Regions from separate parts of the Mus musculus genome. Here region 1 is linked to region 2. The links are chromatin loops, found by intact Hi-C in ENCODE. Cell type or tissue: gastrocnemius. All regions are shown on one strand. Links, peaks and the distances in the headings refer to the core of each region. The heading gives the core; the rest is flanking DNA.

What was found. Peaks named below come from ENCODE experiments on the same cell type or tissue, not always from the same donor. Only the 100,000 strongest peaks of a DNase experiment are listed, where the experiment ranks them.
Region 1: a loop joins it to region 2, with 5 times the contacts of the local background. A loop is called at or near these places in 33 of 42 quality-filtered maps.

Annotation. Positions count from the first base shown.
Region 1 is chr13:56,195,366-56,199,748 of GRCm38, reverse strand. No RefSeq gene overlaps it. Among named protein-coding and RNA genes, the nearest start is that of Tifab, 19 kb to the right of the region's middle. In gastrocnemius, for the core only: a CTCF peak has its summit at 2,086 (motif pointing left); a DNase peak (open chromatin) is centred at 2,062; H3K4me3 peaks cover 539 bases; H3K27ac peaks cover 252 bases.
Region 2 is chr13:56,426,974-56,431,356 of GRCm38, reverse strand. Gm3045 (predicted gene 3045) reads right to left here. Exons shown (of 5, transcript NR_165659.1): 2 at 2,173-2,319; 3 at 1,870-1,998; 4 at 811-1,158. Among named protein-coding and RNA genes, the nearest start is that of Gm3045, 2.6 kb to the right of the region's middle. In gastrocnemius, for the core only: a CTCF peak has its summit at 2,018 (motif pointing right); DNase peaks (open chromatin) are centred at 927 and 2,031.

The DNA.
Region 1 (4,383 bases), core at 259-4,258, 230 kb after region 2:
TAGCTCCTGATTGCAGGACACACCTCTCCTCTCAGCCACTGCTAATGAGGCAGCACAGACGCCACCCACACAAGCTGCTAAACTGCTTCGGATGGACCGCTGCAGCCTTCCAGCAGGAATGGACTTAAAGGGTGTGTTTTTATAAGGAAGAAATGACATAAGCGTCCCCTCTTTGTTATTTAAATTTCATGAAAATCAACTATAGAAGGTGTGTAATTGAGCACAGAATAGGGCCCAGAATATATTCTGAAATAACGTGAGAGCCCTTTACAGATTATATATGAAAAAAAAAGTCAAAGAAAAGCAGAGTCTGTGTGAAAAACAGTGAACTATTTGAAGGAAGGAGGAGGGAGAGGAGGAGGGGGGTATGAAGAAGATCAAGCATGGCTGGAAGAGTTTTTGAGGGGATGGCTGGTTTTTGTTTGTTTGTTTGCTTGCTTGCTTGCTTGCTTGCTTGCTTGCTTGCTTGCTTGCTTGCTTGCTTAAAACATTCAAGATAGTATCTCACTCTGTAAGCCAGGCTGGCCTGGAACTGAATATATAGCCCAAGCTGGTCCTGAACTTGTGGTTATCCTCCTGTCTCAAGTTCCCAAATGCAGAAATCACAGGCACGAGGTACCACAGGCAGCTAGCAACTGGTTTTCTGAGCAGTTGCCTTGGTGTGTGACTTAGGGAAGCATGGATTGCAGGCCCAACAAAGTGATTCGGAATCAAACACAAGCTGCATACATGTCTTCAGCCAGAAACCAAGGCCAAGCCAACGAACTTTAGGAGCCTTCCACAAAGGCTAGCAGACAGGAAGAGGTACCAGCCTAAGACCTGCCTCTCTATCCCACCCTAGCATCTGCCCTGGGATCCAAAGACCATGAGCCTTAGCAGTCAAGCCTTCAAGTAAGGGGCCAGAGCTGGTCTGGAGACCTGACCCAGGTCACCTTGCAGGTGGAGAGCCTGTAGCCAGGAGCTGTCCTGACTCACTGTGGAAGGCTTCTCTGAGTCCAGTGCTCCCAAAGGGCCCACAGTCTGTTCCTTCTAAAATCCTGGCCCTAGCTCCCTTACGCTCCACCACCCTGTGCCGTTAGCACAGCTTCTCTTGGCCTATCTGACACCCTTCCCTCTCAAAACCCCATCTCCTATCTGTCCAACGAGGACAATACTATCTCCTGAAAGAGCTGCTGTGAGGGTGACCTAGACATGCACAGTACCCAGGAAAGCACCAGTCAGCCTGTAGGTGCTACACCAGCCTTGTCCCTCTCCTCTGTCAGTCCAAGTGTCACAGCATCTGCCTGAACCCCAGCTATGACCAATGACGTCTGCTTTCCAGGAAACTCTCACTTTCTTCTTCTTCTTCTTCTTCTTCTTCTTCTTCTTCTTCTTCTTCTTCTTCTGCTGCTGCTGCTGCTGCTGCTGCTGCTGCTGCTGCTGCTTCTCTTCCTCCTTCTCCTCCTTCCTCCTCCTCTTCCTCTTTCCTCCTTCTTTCTCCTCCTGCTTCTCCTTTTTATCCTCCTCTCTTCCTCCTGCTTGTTCTTCCACCTCCTTCTCTCCCTCCTCTCCTCTTTCTCTTCCTCCTCTTTCTTCTCCTCCTCCTCCTTCTTCTGAGATAGGATCTCACTATATAGTCTTGCCTGACCTGGAGCTCACTGTATAGATCAGGCTGACCCCTGTATAGATCAGGCTGGCCCCAAATTCATGAACCTGCGCCTGCCTCCTGAGTGAAGGATCACAGGTTTGACACCGCACTGGGCCCCATTAGCTTCTTGAGCAAAAACTGAGTACTTGGTGGTGACTGTTTCTATGAATGCCCAACCCTCCAACAGACAGCAAAAGCCACTCAGTCCAGGACTTCTCCAGTCCCAATCCCTTGTCTCAGGCTACTTCTGTCTTATTAACTCTTACATTGAGCCGCAGTGGCCTGGGAAGGCTGAATATAAGCTCACACCTAGCCCTGAAACTCAGCATGTGAGCCAGAGTCTGTTAAATGAGGGACTTTCAGTGATCAGAGCTGAGAGCTGAGCAGCAAGAAGCATCCGACAGGGAACGAGGTTAGCGCGCCATCTACTGGCAGTTCTGCGGACCAGCAGGAAAGGACTTGTCTAGCTGCCGGATGGAGCCCCCTTGAGGTCATTCGTCAGTAAGACGCTCCACGGAAATCCACACCCCAGCCACCCACACACTGCCTGGAAATCAACAAATGTTGCTGGCTTCTTGTGAAAAGCACCAACAAATTGCTGGTTTCTTGTGAAAAGAGATACGATGTATCGAGGATATGAAAGAAACGGCTTCTCTTCAACTCGCCACTCCAGGTTGTGAATTTAAGATGATTTTGGAGACTTGGGGCAGGATTCCCGGACCCTGGCAGTTACTGCAGCACTATGACAAGCAGGCATTGGGGGCAGACAGAACCCAGTGCCATTTTACAGCCCTGCCACTTACTAGCTGTGGGACCCGGGCAGGCATTTTGCCATCTCTCCCAGTCTGTAAAGCAAGCCCGTAATTAGTACGTAACCTACGTACGCTACTTATGTAACCTACGTACATATGTAACCTAAGTACATAACCTAACAGGAGAGTGAAAACAAAGCCACTCTTTGATGCCTACACAGCACGAGAGCCTCCAACCCGCTCAGGCTCGGCTCCTTCTCTCCAGCCACCCTCCAGGATGTCCCCAGTTTATGAGTTGCTACCCCAGCTCTCTGAGCCCGGCTGCCATTGTCCGCTCCCGCTGTCTCCTAGCCCACGATTCTCTCTGCTTTGTTCAGCTGACCTTTTGCCACCTCTAGCAAGATCCCTCAGGCTTCCTGCTTCCAGACCTGCTCACTTTAAATATGGGCAACACCAACACTCCCCCACCCACCCCACCCCCCCAGAAAAAAAATACACAGAGGATCAGACCTGACTGAAGTAAGAGAGAGGAACAGAACCTGATGGGACGCTAGATCAACTTCCGGGCAGAACCAGCCCTAGGATGCATCTGAGTCTCTGCATTATCTGCTGGACAATGCAGATAATGGCTTCTCTGACCAAGCTTCCAGGCAGCAGAAATCTATGTGCATGAATACAAATATTTAGGAGGAAGTTTGACAGCAAGCCCATCTGGTAAAACAACGATAATAGGTTCCCACCCAGAGCCCATGACCTCTGGAGCCACTGACATTTGACCAAGCTTACAGTATAGGCATAAAATCTCTACTGTGGTGCAGGCCTTAAATCAAGTTAGAAAGTGCTTGGTTGTCTCTAACTATGTTGGCATGGTGACACTGAAAGGAAATAAAACTGTAATTCATGTAATGTATGTTAAATAGCCCAAAGAGTTGTTTCTGAGCTTTGAAACCTGGGGCTGAGAACATAGCAGAACAGACCAGGACATGCCCGGGCAAGCCCATCGCCTCCCTAGCTCCCACCCCTCTGACCTAAGTTAAATGTTACAGGCTGCTGATGTTTAAATGGACCAATCATGTGAAACCGCGCCAATTCCTCCCCCAGCCCCACTCCTTTTCTATAAAAACCCCTAGCTTCCAAGCCTCGTGGTTGAATCCACTGTCTCCTGTTATGTGAGATACGTTTTGACCCGGAGCTCCGCCATTAAAAAACCTCTTGTTGTTACATCAAGGTGTTGTGTTCTATTCGTGATTCTTGGGTGCACGCCAAATCGGGAGCTGAGTGGGGGTTTCCCCACTGAGTTCTTTCAACACCAGCAGGCACATCCCGTCAGAGGTCAGCATTGTAGCATGCAGGCTTCCATAGCAGCCCGTGCAGCACCTTTCTGCACTGTGGTAGGTAACCACGGCTTTCCTGAGCTGTCAAGGTTTATTTCTCTGTGGCCTGAATCAGAGTGAGTGGTGTTGTCAACAACAGTGTCCTACCATCTCAGTGTGGCGGGTGTGATGGTTTGTATATGCTTGGCCCAGGGAGTGGCACTATTAGGACGTGTGGCCTTATTGGAGTGGATGTAGCCTTATTGAAGTAGGTATAGCCCTGTTGGAGTAGATGTGGCCTTGTTGGAGTGGGTGTATCACTGTGGGCATGGGCTCTAAGACCCTCATTCTAGCTTCCTAAAAGTCAGTCTTCTGCTAGCAGCCTTCAGATGAAGATGTAGAACTCTCAGCTCCTCCTACACCATGCCTGCCTGGATGCTGCCATGTTCCTGCCTTGATGATAATGGACTGAACCTCTGAACCTATAAGCCAGCCCCAATTAAATGTGGACCTTATAAGAGTTGCCTTGGTCATGGTGTCCGTTCACGGCGGTAAAACCCTAATTAAGACAGTGGGCAACCAGACACCTTGGCTTTTTCTACATAAAGTCAAGTTGTCCCATCAGTTACTCTCCCTCCCTTCAAAAAATAGAGACCAGTCCTTTTCTCAAAGATATCTCCAACAGAAACTG
Region 2 (4,383 bases), core at 100-4,099:
ACCAGAGCCTTGCTGGATCTCCTGGCTGTGCAGTCAGGCTCCAGCTCAGCTCCTCCTGGCCCATCAATCCCGCCATCCCTGTAGCCCCAACCATGGGCCTCTGCTAAGGCCAGTGTTCAGAATCAGGAGCCTGTCTGCACACCCCTCTGAACCTGTTTCTTAGTCTTAGAATGACATTTCCTCTAAAAGCCTGGCAAGGCAGGCTCCTGGCTCCTAATGACTGCTCAGTAGAAGGGAGGTGGGCCTGGTTCTGAAGCACCACACTCCAGGTGGGAAGGCACTCCAGCCTCATGATGACACTATCTACAAAGCCAGTGTGTACTGTGTACCTTCAGGCCGTCCAGGAAGCCCTGGCTCCCTGTGCCCAGGTTTGCAGCAAGCTACAGAAGCAACGATGGGATCCAAATGGGGACACAGTAGGAATCCCCCTGCAGCCACTTTAGTGATTACCCTGCCATCTCCCCACCCCCACACCCAGCTTCATGATGCATATTTCCCAACCTAGAAGAACAAGGTGGGGTAGATGGTGTAGGATGGTGAATTTATGGGTGTGGCACTGGGTGGCTGAATGTGGCACAGGCCTCTCCCTTCTGCTTCTTAATGAGAAAGGCAAGCCCAGACATGAGGAGGGAGATACCAGGGTAGAAGACTGCATCATCACCAGGCACTGGTGAAGGTGTGGAGAGAAGGGGAGAGATGGTTCTTTCTGTGGGCCTCTGTGGGAAAAGGAGGACCCTCCCCCCCATTGGTGGTCTCTCTCTCCACCCCCAGGAAGGAGGAACAATGAAGGTCTGAGGGCTAGGCACTCACTAGGCCAGCTGGGGTCCCAGGGCAGGTGGCCTGAGCTGTGGGGGGCCTCTGTTCCAGTTCCCCTTGTCCCTCGATGATCAGGAGGCACTGGAGTATGACTCCCCAGAAGTCCCCACTGCCTTCACTCCTGCGCCTTCCCAGGCTGGCAGCACCAGGTTGGGGGGGTCACTCCCATGAACTCCCCAGCACAGAGGAGGAAACCACAGGGCTGGCCCGTAGCCTCTCTTCGGGGCTCCTGTAGTATGGTACAAATCCTGAGGCCTCATGAGCATGGTGCCCTCGCAAGCAGCAGCAGCAGACTGGTGAGGGTGGAAACCCAGAGATTAGGTCTGGCCCTGCCAAGAGAGACTGGGTGAGGAGAAATAGGAAATAAGCAAGATTCAGGCCCAGATGCAAGATAGAATCTGGGCTACAACTCTACAGGGGTGATCAAGGAAGGGGACAGGACCTAGGCCAAGTTCTGTCAAGTGGGGAACCTTTGGTAATGTTGCTTCCTCATCCAGAGGCCGCTATGGGAACGTCTGATCCTGGCCTTTGAATGCAGTACTTATCTCTGCAGTCCCTAGACCCCATGCCTAGTGGAATGGTTGTTCACAAGATTAGAGGGCACAGGACTAGGTCAGAACCCAGGCTTGGCATCTGCCAGCTGGGTGACCTAGGCTAACCTAAGCCTTGTTCCTTTGATTTAGAAGGAGATGTGTCTCACTAGCCCTGTCTCATGGTCACGAGGATTAAATGAAATGTCACCCATCCAGTGTCTGGGTGTGAAATTTGTCTAACCAATTTCAAGAAGTAACCAGGTGTTTCTAGGGCCTCGGCTCTGGCTTCAGGGCTTTCCTTGAATTCTTGTGGGTCATTTTTCATCTACAGAGCCACTTTCCTGCAAAGGGGGGGGGTGGAGGCTGGTGTACAATTGGACGGTCCCTCCTAGTCTCTGTGCCTCTAGCTACTGAGTCATCAGGGACCTGGCCAGGGTCTCACTGGGCAAGGAGAGGTAGGTATCTGGAGCATTTCAGAGTTTTGGTGTTGCCAGCCCTCCTGTGGCCTCTTCAAACTCACAAGGCATCCATCTCTGGCTGTGACTTTGTGGCAGCCATCTTGTGTCTCACTTCCCGGAAAGGGGTCTCTGGAGCCCAGACACCAGCTGCAGCCTTGAGGGGTGGTGGTGGCACTGGCGAGGTGCTCTTCCTGGGAACGGTAGTACGGGAAGAAGCCACTGGGTGGCGCTGAGTCCTCGAGGAACAGGCTCCCTTGGCTGCTCCAGCCAGCTTCGTGCCCTGGGCCGGTTTCAGCCAGCTGGGCCAGCTCCTCCACAGCCAGGGGCTGCTCATATGTGCAGAAGGGCAGGTACTCTGAGCCCACCTTGGAGAGGCCGGGAGAGCCAAGTGGCTCCCTGTCCCGTAGACTGGTAGCCCGCAGTTGCTGGGACAGGTGTTCTGGGTCCTCCCCCAACAGGAGGCTCAGAGAGATCAAGGTGCCGGACTCGGCTTCTTGGCTCTTCTGCATTGTCTAAGAAGAGAAGACTCTATCGGCCAGTGCTGCCTGCCCCCTTCCTAGTCCTGTCTATATTTGAGAGGCTTAGAGAGCTCACACCTGACCAGGGTTCCCCTCTGGGAGAAGTCTAGCAGTGCTCCTAACGATACTACTAAACCCAGGCTCTCTAACCTCATCATACTCTTTACCCTGCTGGCTCTTCAGCAGATCCTGGGCCCACCCTCAGTCACACCTCTCTTGACCCTACCTGAGCATCTCTGGCCCTTGCCCCACAAGTGTTCCTAGTTTCCCTGACTGCAACCGATATTCCTTCTTTCTCTCAGAAATGCTTTTCTTCGCCTGCCTGCTTTCTCTGCCTATTCTGCACCTGGGGTGGTCATGCCCCTGACACTCTTCCAAGAAAAACATAAAACAAAGAACAAAAGAACCCAAGAAATTGTTCCTTATTCTAACCTCCTGATCTCTGACTCCCCTAACTCACTGTGTTGGGTGCACACAGGCCTTCACTTGGCCTTTCCTGAGCAGGTCCCGGTCACTCCCCGTTGTGCTTACCGGAACCCTCCCCTTTCCTGGGTGATAGCTGCATATGGTTCCTGGTCATAGTGGCTTTATTCCCGAGCTAGTCACATCACCTTATTCGCTGACCCCTTCCAACTGAGAACACTCGTTCTTTGATGCACCCTCTGCCATGAAGCACTTGTTTTGGTTTGGTTATCTTGTATCCCGCTAACTATAAATTTCATCTATCTAGTTGACTTCTGTTTCCATGGGATCTAGAAAAGCCCTGGTGCCCAAGCAGTCAACAAAGAGTGGAAGGAGGAGGGAGGGCAGAAAGTATGGAAGGAGGAAGATGTAAGAGACAAAGATGGGGCTGTAGACATGGCTCAGGGGGTTAGGAAGAGCACTGGCTGCTCTTCTGGAGGATCCAGAGTCAAGTCCCAGCACCCACATGGTGGCTCACGGCAATTTGTAACTCCATTTCTGGAAGGATCTGATGCCTTCTTCTGACCTCAAACATCAGGCAAGCATGTTAGTGGTGTAGACACACACATGCAGACAAAACACCCATACACATGAGAGGGGGAGGGAGGAAGGGAGGGAGGGAAGGAAGGAAGAAGGGGAGGGCGAGAATGAGAGAGTAAGAGAATGAGGATGCCCACAGACTTGCCCAGGCTTGGTTGGGCGAACAAGCCATGTCTGACGAAGAGGCAGAGAAGAGAAATGGGGGATTCCTTCTTGGCCAGAGGGAAATAGAGACTACGAGTCTCCATTTCCATCACTACCTATTTGGACCATATCCAAAGGCCTCAAGCTGCTCCAGCCTAGAGACCATGGGCTTCAGGAAAGATTATTATAGCCTGTCATCTGGATTTCCTGACTCGTCTAGGGGGTCTCAGCTCTTGAATCAGTGACAGCCCCTAAGTCTCTGAATGTCACCTAACTCCTGGAGAAGTCCTGGTCATGGACTGATAGTGCCAGGAAGGGAGGGAGGGACCAGAGCATACAGGTGACACTGAAGAATGGCCCCTGCTCTTAATCCTCAGAAAGTCCACGAGGATGGACTCGTCTCTCCTGCTGCCCGGTAATGGGGAAGCAGGCTGGGCGACTGTACCAGGGCTGAGCCCCATCTGTCCCTCTGAAGCCTGAGCTCTTTGCTGTACATATGTGAAGTACATGTTCCCTGTGAGAGACATCCCAGTCCTAAGCCCTGGCATGGTGACTACGCCCTTATTTGTATGATCTTGGCAGATGCAACCATGTCTAGATAAGTTTTACTGGGTTAGGGCATGCCTTAGATCTATGACTGAGAAACTTGGACACAGACACCCAGGGAGCATGCCATGGTGATGATCTCCTGTGGCGGAAAATGGAGTGACAACTTTTCCCCTGGAGTCCCAAGAAAGAACTAACTCTGTTGACACCTTGACATCAGGCATCAGGCCTCCAACACTGTGTGGAAATGAACCATTTAAACCCACCAAGATTGCAAGTTGGTTATGGCAACCCTAGGATCCTAACAGATATCAGAGGGCTGGATGGCTCACTGTTGAGTTAGAAGGCCTTGCTGGTACTTCCTAT